2 separate regions of the Homo sapiens genome follow, and region 1 is linked to region 2. The links are chromatin contacts, found by Hi-C in ENCODE. All regions are on one chromosome and are shown on one strand. Each heading gives the region's core, a stretch centred on a gene start or an enhancer-like site at or near the end of the contact. The rest is flanking DNA. Distances are from core to core; before and after follow the strand shown. Region 1 holds the start of NME7 (NME/NM23 family member 7). Region 2 holds the start of POGK (pogo transposable element derived with KRAB domain).

What was found. A loop is a pair of places that touch in the nucleus more often than their neighbours do. Pooled maps may share reads with other maps.
Region 1: a loop to region 2 is called in a map of CD8-positive, alpha-beta T cell, with 17 times the contacts of the local background. The contact joins the promoter of NME7 here to the promoter of POGK in region 2. A Hi-C loop is called at or near these places in 2 of 168 maps with a recorded cell type or tissue (both CD8-positive, alpha-beta T cell), 1 of 37 single-sample maps with no recorded cell type and 12 of 50 pooled maps.

The regions. Positions count from the first base shown.
Region 1 is chr1:169,364,609-169,370,243 of GRCh38, reverse strand. NME7 (NME/NM23 family member 7) reads left to right here and starts at 2,447. Exons shown (of 12, transcript NM_013330.5): 1 at 2,447-2,536. The coding sequence starts at 2,534. It overlaps BLZF1 (basic leucine zipper nuclear factor 1), which reads right to left and starts at 2,049. Exons shown (of 7, transcript NM_001320973.2): 1 at 1,902-2,049; 2 at 694-771. The coding sequence starts at 721. RefSeq lists enhancers at 1,470-1,969, 2,228-2,307, 1,970-2,471, 1,411-2,610.
Region 2 is chr1:166,836,714-166,842,336 of GRCh38, reverse strand. It overlaps POGK (pogo transposable element derived with KRAB domain), which reads right to left and starts at 2,862. Exons shown (of 6, transcript NM_017542.5): 1 at 2,733-2,862; 2 at 1,249-1,382. The coding sequence starts at 1,380. RefSeq lists silencers at 2,337-2,576, 2,677-3,106.

The DNA of each region.
Region 1 (5,635 bases), core at 1,198-3,697, 2.5 Mb before region 2:
TCATACAGGAGTAGACTGGGTTCCTTTTTTCAATATGACTGCTGTCTTTATAAAAAGGGTAAATTTAGACACAGAAACATGCACATAGGGAGAATGCCATGTGAATATGAAGGCGGAGATAAGGGTGGTACGTCTACAAGACAAGGAGCACCAAAGACTGCCAGCAAGCCACTGGAAGCTAGGAGAGTGTCTCTAATGCCTTCCGAAGGAGCACAGCCTTGTTGACATTTTCATCTTGGACTTCTAGCCTCCAGAACTGAGAGAATACATTTTGTTGTTCAAGCCATGCAGTTTGTGGTACTTTGTTACAGCAACCCCAGCAAACTAATACAACATGAAAGAGATCTTTGATACACCCTAGTTGCTTTGTCTATCTACTTAAATCTTTAAAATGTGTATTCTTATTTAAATCGTAATCTTCTAGTGTATAGGGAATATAGCTGTTAAAAACTTTGCATTAACATTAAATGTTTAAGAGTAGTCACCTAATAAATTCTAACTAATGATGTTAAATTTCACTTGTACATCTAAAGTACTGAAATATAAACACTGCACTAAAAAATAAACATAAAGGGATCTGAAATAACAAATGATTCCCAAGGGGGTCCATGAGATCTAGTTATCTGGCTCAAACGTTCCTTCACATCGTCATAAATGTCATGTTTTAAAAACAATTATAAAAAAGCCACTTACCTTTGGTTTCTAAATTTTTAGTAGTCATTTTTTCACCTTAACCACTGAAAATGCACTCCAAGACTTCTGCTGAACAACCTAGAAATGTATGCATATGAAATAATTTTAAAAATATCATATAAACACATAGAGTACCTCCAATTTAAAAGTTATGATATTTTAATTGCTTCTGTATTTAGTACGCATGCATTTAGAAAGAGAAATGTCCCTTATATCCCATTCTCACAGAAGGCATTGTTATGTCTACTAAAAGTCTCAAAAAAAAAAATTAGGGGTGGTTTACTTCTAAATACTCCGTTTCACCATCCTCACCAATACACTCTAAATTGTCAGAAGTATGTCCTGAATTTTAGCCAAGCAAAGGGAATGAAGTTACTGTGGTGGTTTTGTCATCCATATGACAAGAGGAATTTTAAAGTAATTACTTTCTTAGGAGACATACCGACACAATTTGTATACACACACACACATATCAAAAAGGAGCTTCTGTTTAGATGTTTAACAAACGACAAAAAATATTACTCAAGATAACATAATTTATACTTTTTTGGTAATAAAAAGTTAAAATTAAAATAGTGTAGCTCCAAAAGTAAAAAGAGAAACATATCGAGCCCATGCTTTCAGAAATGTATACATTGTCTTACAGTACAGACTCAGATTTACCAGAGAACATATAAGAAGGTGATGCTACTGCAATGATATAAATATGACAAACTGTACACTAGATGACAACTGGTTTCACTACAAAAAAAGATCGTTCTCAGTACTAGATACAACTCAGTTCAATTAGTGAACCCGACGACTAACTTTCTTAACAGTCACAAACTTTTCTACACTTACACTCTACTGCTCCGAAAAGAGGTATCCAAAAAACCCTTCGTAAGAGTAACGATCCCTGAAACTGCCCTTGATAGCTGCTCTGCGAAACGTACAGGCACAGCGAGTGCCTGCTGGCAAATGCCAAATGAAGCGGAGGGGGTGAAGAAGTAAGTAGGGGGAGTGAGCAGGTATGAAAGCGATAGGCCGGGAAGCGACAAGCCTGTCAACTTTGCTGTCCGGGGAAGTCGAAACCTAAGTTTCATCCCTGTCTGAAAAAGTCTTCCCGGAACAATCTTTCCCTAAATCCAAAGCTACTGGCCACCGAGCTCCAGCCAGACCTCCGTCCCTTTCCAACATCCTTAGTTATACCTGCTTGTCCTCGGATTTACCTCTAAGATTCTTATTCTCCGTATTTCAGGGGGCTTCACTTGATAGGCTCTTCGGATCGGTATCACCAGGTTAACTTCTCACAGACCTCTTCCATTCGGAAGCCGACCCGCCCAGTCCCTCCGCATATCCAGCAGCTCTCTCACTCCTAACCACTTCCGATTACTCAGGGTTTCGCTTCCGGAATACGTTTCCAAAAGAGCAGGGTAAACAAATTCTGCAGTGCGTATAAACTCAAGTAACACAGAACACACACTGTAAGGCCTCCGTAAGTGAAAAGCGGACAGATTTCTACTTTAAAATAAAATACCGTACAGCAACTTTTGGAGCCCAAGCCGCATATTCACTTAAACTTCCGGGCCAGCTGTTAAACAAACGGAAGTAAAACTGCCGGAAACAGAATAATGGCGTCTCGTAGCCCCAGGCGACAGCGTGGAGGGGCGGGTCTGTCGATTGGATGAACGCAGCTGAGATTACTCCCAGCCACTAAGGACGAAGAGGTGGGGCGGTGGCGTCCCACGCCTCGTGCGACAGTGGGCGGGGCTTTGTTGCCTGAGTAACCGTATGATGGTGGTGGTGGTGGTGTCTTCCTGTCTCAACGATACCTATTTTCTAGTGCTGAGATCCTGAGACAATGGTGAGTGCCAGGGGATGCCAGAAGAACGGCTCTGGGGTCCTACTTACTTAGCTTTCCAAGTCTTCGGGCGGATGGGCACTTAAAGTTGTCCGGTCCTCCCGACCTTCTCCCCGTTATCTCTTTCCCCCTTCCCACGGGCTGTTCCTGCAGTCTCCTCGCTCTCCGTATTTCTTACAGCACCCTGAATTCCACTAATGTTACTAAGTCTCTAGAGTAATGAAACAGAAAATTTAGGGTAAGGCATCGAGTCTAATAACCTGTTTTGAACAAACATTATGTGTTTGCATTGTTCATCATGGCATTTTTCATGTTCACAGATTCACATTAACGCGCTTTATTAAGAGTATGGGGTGGTGTGTATGTGACTGTCTCAACACTGATCTGAATCTCCCTAGATCTTGGAGTCTTTTTGCTTTTCTGAGTGGCAGAGCACTGCCCCACGCCCCCACGAGGGCCATTAACAGGTGTATGTTGGATCAGCGCTCTTCTATCCAGTTGGTTACCTTCTAGGTCTGTGCTTGCTTTTCTTTTCTCTTTTCTTTTCTTTCTTCTTCTTTTTTTTTTAAACAGAAATTTCTCCTGGGATTGCTTGGAGAGCTTCTGGAATTCACTGTTTGGGCTTCACCCCTGGAAATTCTGAATGAAAGGAATGGAGCTCGGTATTTGCATTTTAAATAAGCCTATAGGTTATTTTAATTCACCCCTATGTTTGAGAGGGTTCTAGTTAATTCACTTAACTACCATATCTTTTAAGCACTTATGGATAACGGACTGGAGGATAGAAAGATCTTTAGATAGTTATAGCTATGAATTTAGAAACAGAGCCCTCACCCACCACCCCTTGTTTCTTCATACTACTCAGCAATCCTTTTGGTTACCCCAGTTTTCCCCTGACCCATTCTCTGTGAAGACATTTTCAAACCTTCCCTTTACAAACCCTGTCTTTTGCCCTCTTCATTTCTCCTTTCTAAACATGATGGAGTATAACAGGCCATTTCTTCAACCTCATGCCCCCAACCTACACATTGCTCTATATTTTTGCCGAGCCTTTAGTCTTGTATTTCTAGTGTAGAGAAAGGGATATTAAAGGATAATCCATCCATCTTTGCTCTTGATCTCATTTGCTTCCATCTGTTACATTTCGCTTCCAGTTGTTTTTTTCTTTCCTGTGCGTTCAGCCTTTTCCTCTCCAGTTTCTTCTCTTCAGTGCTCAAGTCACACATCTTATGAAAATTAAATAAAGCAAAACCATGTCCTCCATCCTGTGTTTATCCAGTTATTTCCTAGTCCTCCTATCTATCAGTAAACTTCTTGAAAGGATATTATTTTTACTTATATCAAACAGACAAAAGTCTTCTGTCTGGCTTCTTTAATGGCTTCAAGAAAGTTGTTCTTGCTTAAGTTTCTAATGGCCTTTTAAATACCAAATACAGTAATTACTTCTCAAAATTTACATTACTTAGTCTCTTTGTGACAACTGAGGTTCATAGTCATTAATTCCTTTTACTGGCTGTGCCTGGTTTTTGAATGTCATTCTTTGGAATTAACTCCTTGATTACTTTCATTTCTTAGTCTAGACATTTTCCTTGGGTGATTTTGTCCACTCACATGGATTCTACTAACACCTTTGATTTTGCTTCTAAATTTCAATTTTCCTCTCAGATCTACTAATGCCTAACTCAGTTGCTTCCCGGACACATCTGTCTCAAATGTCCTTCAAACTTAATATGACCAAAACTGAACTTGCTATCTTTCCTCCTGGTTTCTCCTATTTTCACCAAGTTAAATAATGCTACTACTATATTATAACCTAAACTAGAAATCAGAGTTATCCTACATTCCTCCCTCTTCTATTTCTCCCATATTCAGTTGTTCACTAGATCAAATTTTAGTTTGTCATCTCCTCATTTCGTGATTATTTTAATAGTGACTTTTACAGTCTGGTCTGGAAATTCTCCAATCCATTATTTTCTCTGCCACAAGAAGGAATTTTTAAAAACCCAACCTGTTGATTTACTCACCTCCTTAAAACTCTAGATTCCCTATTTCCTACAGTAAAATGTCTAGAATGGCACACAAGTTCCTCCATGAACAAGCACTTTTCTGTCTAGCTTTTGCCTTTCCCTTTCCATACTTAAAAAAAAAAAATTCTCTTGCCTTTTAGCTACTTGCTTTTCATTGAACATACCAAGCAACTTCAAACTGGTAGTATGCCTCCTCTTTCTACTTTGCACTTGCAATTCCTTCTACACAGAATACTTGCACCCTCTTGTTGCTTGCCAAACTTATTTATTCTCCTATTACAGGCCAACGTGTTCTTCTTGCCCACTTCCCAGAAAGGCCAAACATTGAGAATGCAGGAGTTGCAGCAGAGAAAGAGTTTAATGGAGGCAAGGCAGTTGAGTGGAAGGATGGGAAATATTTCTAAAATCCGCCTCCCTGACAGCTTGGAAGTTGTGGTTTTCAAGGATAATTTTGTGGGCAGGTTGGTAGGGAATGGGCGCTGCTGATTGGTTGGGGATGAATTTATAGGTGTTTCCAAACTGTCTTCCTGTGCTGAGTCAGTTGTCTAGGTGAGAGTCATAGGACTAGTAGAGTCAGTTTCTTGGTATGAGGCATGTATCTGGGTGGCATCAGGAGGTTTGCCAGAATGCAGAAGCCTGGAAAATATCTCAAGACCAATCTTAGGTTTTACAATAGTGATGTTATCTAAAGGAGCAATTGGTGAAGTTACAAATCTTGTGACCTCTGGCTACATGACTTCTGAATAGTAAGAAATTATAGAAAAGCAAGGAACAGTAGCTGGTTATTGCTTACCTATGCCTATATTTTAGCAGATTTTAGGTCCCTCCCATAGTCCTAACCTTGCGGCCTTCTATTAGTCTTACAAGGCTGTTTTAGTCCCTAGAGGGGGTCAGTTTTGGAAGGGACTATTACCATCCTTGCTTCAAAGTTAAACTATAAATTTCTCCCATAGTTAGCTTGCCTATGCCCAGGTATGAGCAAGGGCAGTTAGCTTTGTGAGGTTAGAAGCAATATGGAGTCAGTTAGGTTAGATTTCTCTCACTGTTATAATTTTTGCAAAGGTGGATTCACTTC
Region 2 (5,623 bases), core at 1,613-4,112:
TCCAGCCCTTCTGGTTACTTCCTTCTTTTCCCACCTAAGCATGGTTGGTCTTCATCTTGCTCCTTCCTCACTGTCCCAACATTCACTTTCATTGCACCTGTTCTCCAAGGCTCTCCATTTAGATGTTCTGGGTTGACCAATCTAGCCTCAAAGCCCTGAGTTTTGACTGCCTTGAGTTCTTGTTCCAGGCTAAATAGACCTGACGCCTGCTTGGATCAGAATTGGGAAGAAGGATGTGGTGGGCAAAGAACACTGATGAGACAAAGGCAGCGCGGTGTCCACAGCTAGACTGGCAAACTGAGAGCCTGTGGTTGCACTGTTTTTTTTTTTTTTAAATTAAGGTATAGCATACATATGGTAAAATGCATTACTTTTAAGGGTGCAGCTCAGGAGACCTGTTTTGAAGAACAAATGTCAGTGTTCATGTGTAACCTTAGGGCAAGGCAGATAATCTTTCTGCATCCCAGTTCTCTCCTCTGGTAGGGAACAATTTAGAAGTACCATGCTTGTATGGATAGGGGCTCTTCATGGAAGCAAAGGATACTATGTATACTGACAATGTTTATACACAACGGAAAATAAGCAGAGAAAAGGAATGTCAATTTGTTGCTTATTTAAAATGTTTACTATTCATGCCTAATTACCACGAAGTCCAGTAACTACGGTGAATAACTATCTGTAACTATAAGTATCTACTGCATTTGCATTTGTATAAACCGACCTCTATCATACTATTCTGCGTGTATACCCTGAATCTCTGTATTCCCTGCTGCCCACCATTTCTATCCAGGTCAGCTGGACAGGCAGCTCTCCTGTGTCAACTGTGGTAAGAGGTGCTCACACAGAACCAACTAGCCTAACCTCTCATGTCAACCCAATGACTCGAGTCTTATTTAAAATGGTTCCCTTCAACCAGCAGTAAGTCAACAAACATTTACTTGGTGCCTACAATGTGCCTGGCATCAAACGCAGTGCAGGATAAGTGGGTGAACGAGAGAGACAAGGTCCTGGCTTCTAGGACTTCCAATTGAACGATGACAAGCTACATGGCTGAGGGACTGTTTCCATAACACCTCCTCCATTCTTTGCACTGCCTTTTAAAGCCACAGAGCTGTTTTCTCAGGAATGCAAACACACCGGGCTGGGCTATTTTTACTTCCCACGTCTGTCTGAGGAGGAGACTTAAAGCAAGCTGGGCTCTCAGGCCTGCATCTGCTGGCTGTGTGGACTCCACACCTTCTTACTTACCCATCCGCCCTCAGAGCAGATTCGTACTTTCTGCATGTCTGCCGGGCCGTCCTCTAGTTCCCGGCTCTGAATCTCTTCTTCCTCTTCCTCTTCTTTCAGGCTCAAATTGAGAGGGTAGGCTGTGGACTCCATCTCTGCAAGCAAGATTCAGGTTCAGAAAAACCAGGTGTCACTGTGACCTCCCCAAAGCCTATGATGGGGGAGGCTGAGCCACATACAAACCTCTTTAGCCCCAAGCACTGTTCCCGCTGGAGGGAAGTAAGGAAACAAGAGTCGGCCAGGAAGCTACAGGGTGACATGTTTAATTATGATAAGAGAGGCTGTGGGTAGATAACGTATCTGGCTGCCTTCAAATATTTAAAAAGCTATCTGGGGAAGAGAACCCAGACTGGTTTGTAGAGACTGGACGGCAGAACAGAGGCCGGCCAGTGGATAAATACTCCTGGAAAAGGTTTTAAGCAGTGAGAAAGGCAGTACTTTCTCACAGCCAGTGCCACCCAAACAGGAATCAGAGGCAGGGGAAAGGTGCTGATTTCCTATCAGTGAAGGTGTCTGAACACAGATTGGACACTTACTCAACTGGAATGGGTGCTAGAAGCCAGTTAAGCATGGGCGGAGCGGTTGGCTCAGTAGGCCCATTGCCTGGATTTTCCAAATTCAAAGGTTCTGTCCACGAGCTGGTTCAGAAAATAGGGTCATTCTACCTTAAGGGACTTTGCAAACGCAGGAGTCAGTGAAACATAGTGAGGGTTATGCCTGGATACCCAAAAAGGTGCAGAAATCGGCTGGGGCCCACCCCGACAGGGAAATAACCCATTGCCTCTGGGCTGCAAATTCTCTATTCGCTGACTCTTGGCCAGTACAAAGGGCCGCACTCCTGCCCTCTATGGGCGCGGGCAATTCCTAGGTGTGGAGTGCGGATGCATCTTGAGGGCTGCATCGGGGAACCTCCAAAGAAAAGATCCCTCTGGAGTTCAAAGTCGGTTCCTTCGATATTTCCAAAAAAGATAGGCGAACGCGGCATGGATGGGTCTAGGCTTCAGATGCCTGCAGCTGGGGCCCGAACTTGGCGGCGGTCTCCCTGCCGGCTCCGGGGCAGAGGTGGGAGGGGCCGCCTCCCCGCGCTAAGGTGCCGCAACCAGGGCCGCCGCCCGCCCTGCCCCGCCTGCGCCACCGCCGCCGCGCCCCCGGGCGCGTTCGGATTTCTCCAGCCATCTTGCCCCATTTCCCTTTCTCCGCGGAACCGCGCCGGGAGCGCTTCCGCTGCCCCCTCCGCCCGGCCCGCCTCCCCACCTGGCCCCCTCCCGGCCCCAGCGCACCTGCCGGGCGGCGAGAGCCGGCGCCGCCCGCCTCCCCGGCGGGCCCGCAACAAAGGCGGCGGCGGCGGCGGCGCAGCCTCGGCGCCCCCGCCTCTGCCGCGGCCCAGCCGCCCGGGACCCGGGGGAGGGGCCGCGCCGCCGCCGCCCCCGCCCGCGCGCACTCACCGCCGGGCCCAGCGGCCAGGGCGCGGGGTGGGGACGCGAGGGCTCCGGCCCGGCTGTCACAGCGCCATCCTTTCCGCCTCTCCGTCCTCCCGTGCGCGCGGCCCCTCGGGAGGGAGCGGGGAGGACACGTGGTGGGAGGAGGGAGGGTCCGGCCCGGAGCTGAGGGTGTTGGGAGGCGAGGGGAGGAGCGCGGCTGATGTCAGCAGGCCTCGGCGGCGCCGGGGGACGGCGCCCGCGCGAGCTCCGGGGCCCTCCTCTAGGCGCGGCTTCCGGCCGGTCCGGGCAGTCCCTGGCGGGCCTGGGTAGCCGTGCCCTCGGCCTTCCCCGCCCCGCCCGATGCAGGCCGCTTCCAGTGCTGCGTGTGACCTCGGCGTGGACGAGGCAGGAAGAGCCCAGATTGATTTTAACCGAGCGTAGCGTGGGCGCACAGTTCCATGTGCTCATTTGCAGTCACCAGCGGGTTGCACTTGCTTGGACGAGCTCTCCAGGCGTTCTCGCCGTGCTTCAGGCAATGAAAGGCTAGACCGGCAAGAGCGTGTAGGGGCATGAGGAGGGGTCTTTGGGGAAGAGTATTCGTATTCTGGCAGCGGGCTCCTGTCCAGAACTTCGTCATATACATGGAGAAGGAACTTCCTGATTTTTGTAGCTGTTGCTTAATATCCCAAGCATGTAATTCCTTGGATGAAGTGGGTGTATAGAAGGACCTTTCTTCTCCAAAACGTCCAAAGGAGTTGTTTACTCTCAGCTCTGTGGGCAATACAACAAAAGTGACCTGAGAAGCCCTGAAGCCCTTTTCATTCCAGAAAAAGATTCTGGGTATGGGTTTTTGTTGAGAACTTGTTGAAGAAAAAATTATTCTGACACTTGTTAAAACAGTAAGGAAGACTTTATACAGGGTTATTGCTATAGGTGTAAAGATGATCACACTGGGGGGAGAGATGAGGTCTAACACGGAATACAGTAAGGACAGCTGGGGATGTATAGCCAAGGAGCAGAACGAAGGGGTCAGTAGATGGAAAGTTACTGATACGAGACATCAAGCACCTAGAGGGATTCTTGCTGAACCCACTTAACAGGATTCTTGCTGAAGGCAGGCTAGGGCGATCAGATATCAAGGGTGGGGGAATGAGAAATTTGATCAGATATCCAGGGTGATCAGATATCAAGGGTGGTGATTTCTCTCTAACCTAACTTAGCAGGGTTCTTGCTAAAATAGAGCTGGGCAGGCCAAAGGTTCGGGGTGAGTGGTCAGGGGACCAGGGTGGAGGCCTGCTGAAGAAGAGGACTTAAGCCTGATTAAACTTTGGTCAAGGAAAGAGTCCGTCAAACTCTTCAGATTGTCTCTGAGACCTGAATATCTGTTGGAAAAGACCTGTCTTTCCAAGTTTTTGTGGCCACTACTACTTACATGTGAATTTTACTTCTCTCAGTCATGGGAGAGGTCACTGTGCACTGTGCTCTTAACACGTAAAATGTAGCATGACATAACGTACACATCTTGGAAGTGCAATCACGGTGACAACCCAAGACCGTAGAAGATCTAATCTGTGGGTGGAAAAGATCGTTCAAATATTGGGAGGGAGGCTAGAATTTACTTTTTTGTTTTAATGAACAATTATTTTTGTGTAAAAGTAAGTATTTGTAGAACAGGAGTGACATGTTAGTTTGAATTGATTGACATTGCCCTCTTAATTTTTCTGAGGAAATGGCAGATTCAAACAGAAAGTGAGGAGGACATTAGGAAGGGAGAAGAGTAATAGGGATGTTGCTGGCACCCCAGCATCTTAGAAAAGAAATTAATACAGTTTTGAGATAGACACACACACACACACACACACAGACACACACACACGAAAAACCCTACTATGTTAGAGTTTTAGTCTCTGAGAGCCCTAATGTTCTCATGGGCTTGGATTAGGTGTCCCTGGGAAGAAATTAAGAGTGACCCACCCGAATTCTTGACTTTGAGCCCACAGCCCCATGATCTCAATTACTGTTAGAGGATCTTAGAGGATCCACCTTTTTACGGGTCTGTAATTGCTAACAAGACTTACTCTAGGAGCAACGTGCTGGCCTAGGCACAATACACTACAGACTCATGTTTAAGTGGTTTTCTAAGTCATTGTGCTTCTCTTTGCTGGTGTTTCATCTGCAAAAAGAGAGTTGAACCATATATTGTCCTAACATTCTCTCAGCTCTGTTATTGTTCCCATTCTCCATAAGACTTTATCTGAGTCTGAATGGGGAGTGATTGAAGCCAGTCTTTGAGACAGTGCATTACTCTGGTAATTCAATAGGATGAGTTTCTCTTAGTTGGTGGCTAATATCAGCCGAACATCCATTTAATCAACATAATAGTTCTTTAATGATGCTGTTGGTCTGACTTCATCCTTCCTCCTATTGAATTATTATAGTACCCAAACTATAGGAATTCCAAAGAGCCTCAAATTTTACAAAATACTCATTTCTAACTGTAGTGTTCCCTGGTGAATACACATTTCTGATTTCCTTCAGCAGAGGCCCCATGGCCAGGTCAATATAGCCACGGGCCCACATACGTCTGTTCCTCGGGGACCGCTGTAGACTGAAGTAATAGTCTTGGTACTTTGTGTCCCTGTGGTAGTGTTATAAGCCACACCTTTGCTGAAGTGTCATGTGCAGAATGTACTTCAATGCACCTTCACTTGGCCTGCTTCTATGGTGAGCTTCAGCCAATGGAATGTGGGAGGAAGTGACTGTGTGTGAGTCCTGAGTCCTAAGAGGCCTCAGAAGTTTCTCTTTGCACCTCTGGGAGCTTTTGATCTCTGCTATGACAAAAGCATGCTTAAGTAGTCACTGCCCCTCCAACTTAGGCATCAGAAGGAGGCATGTGTTACAGAGCTATCCTTGCT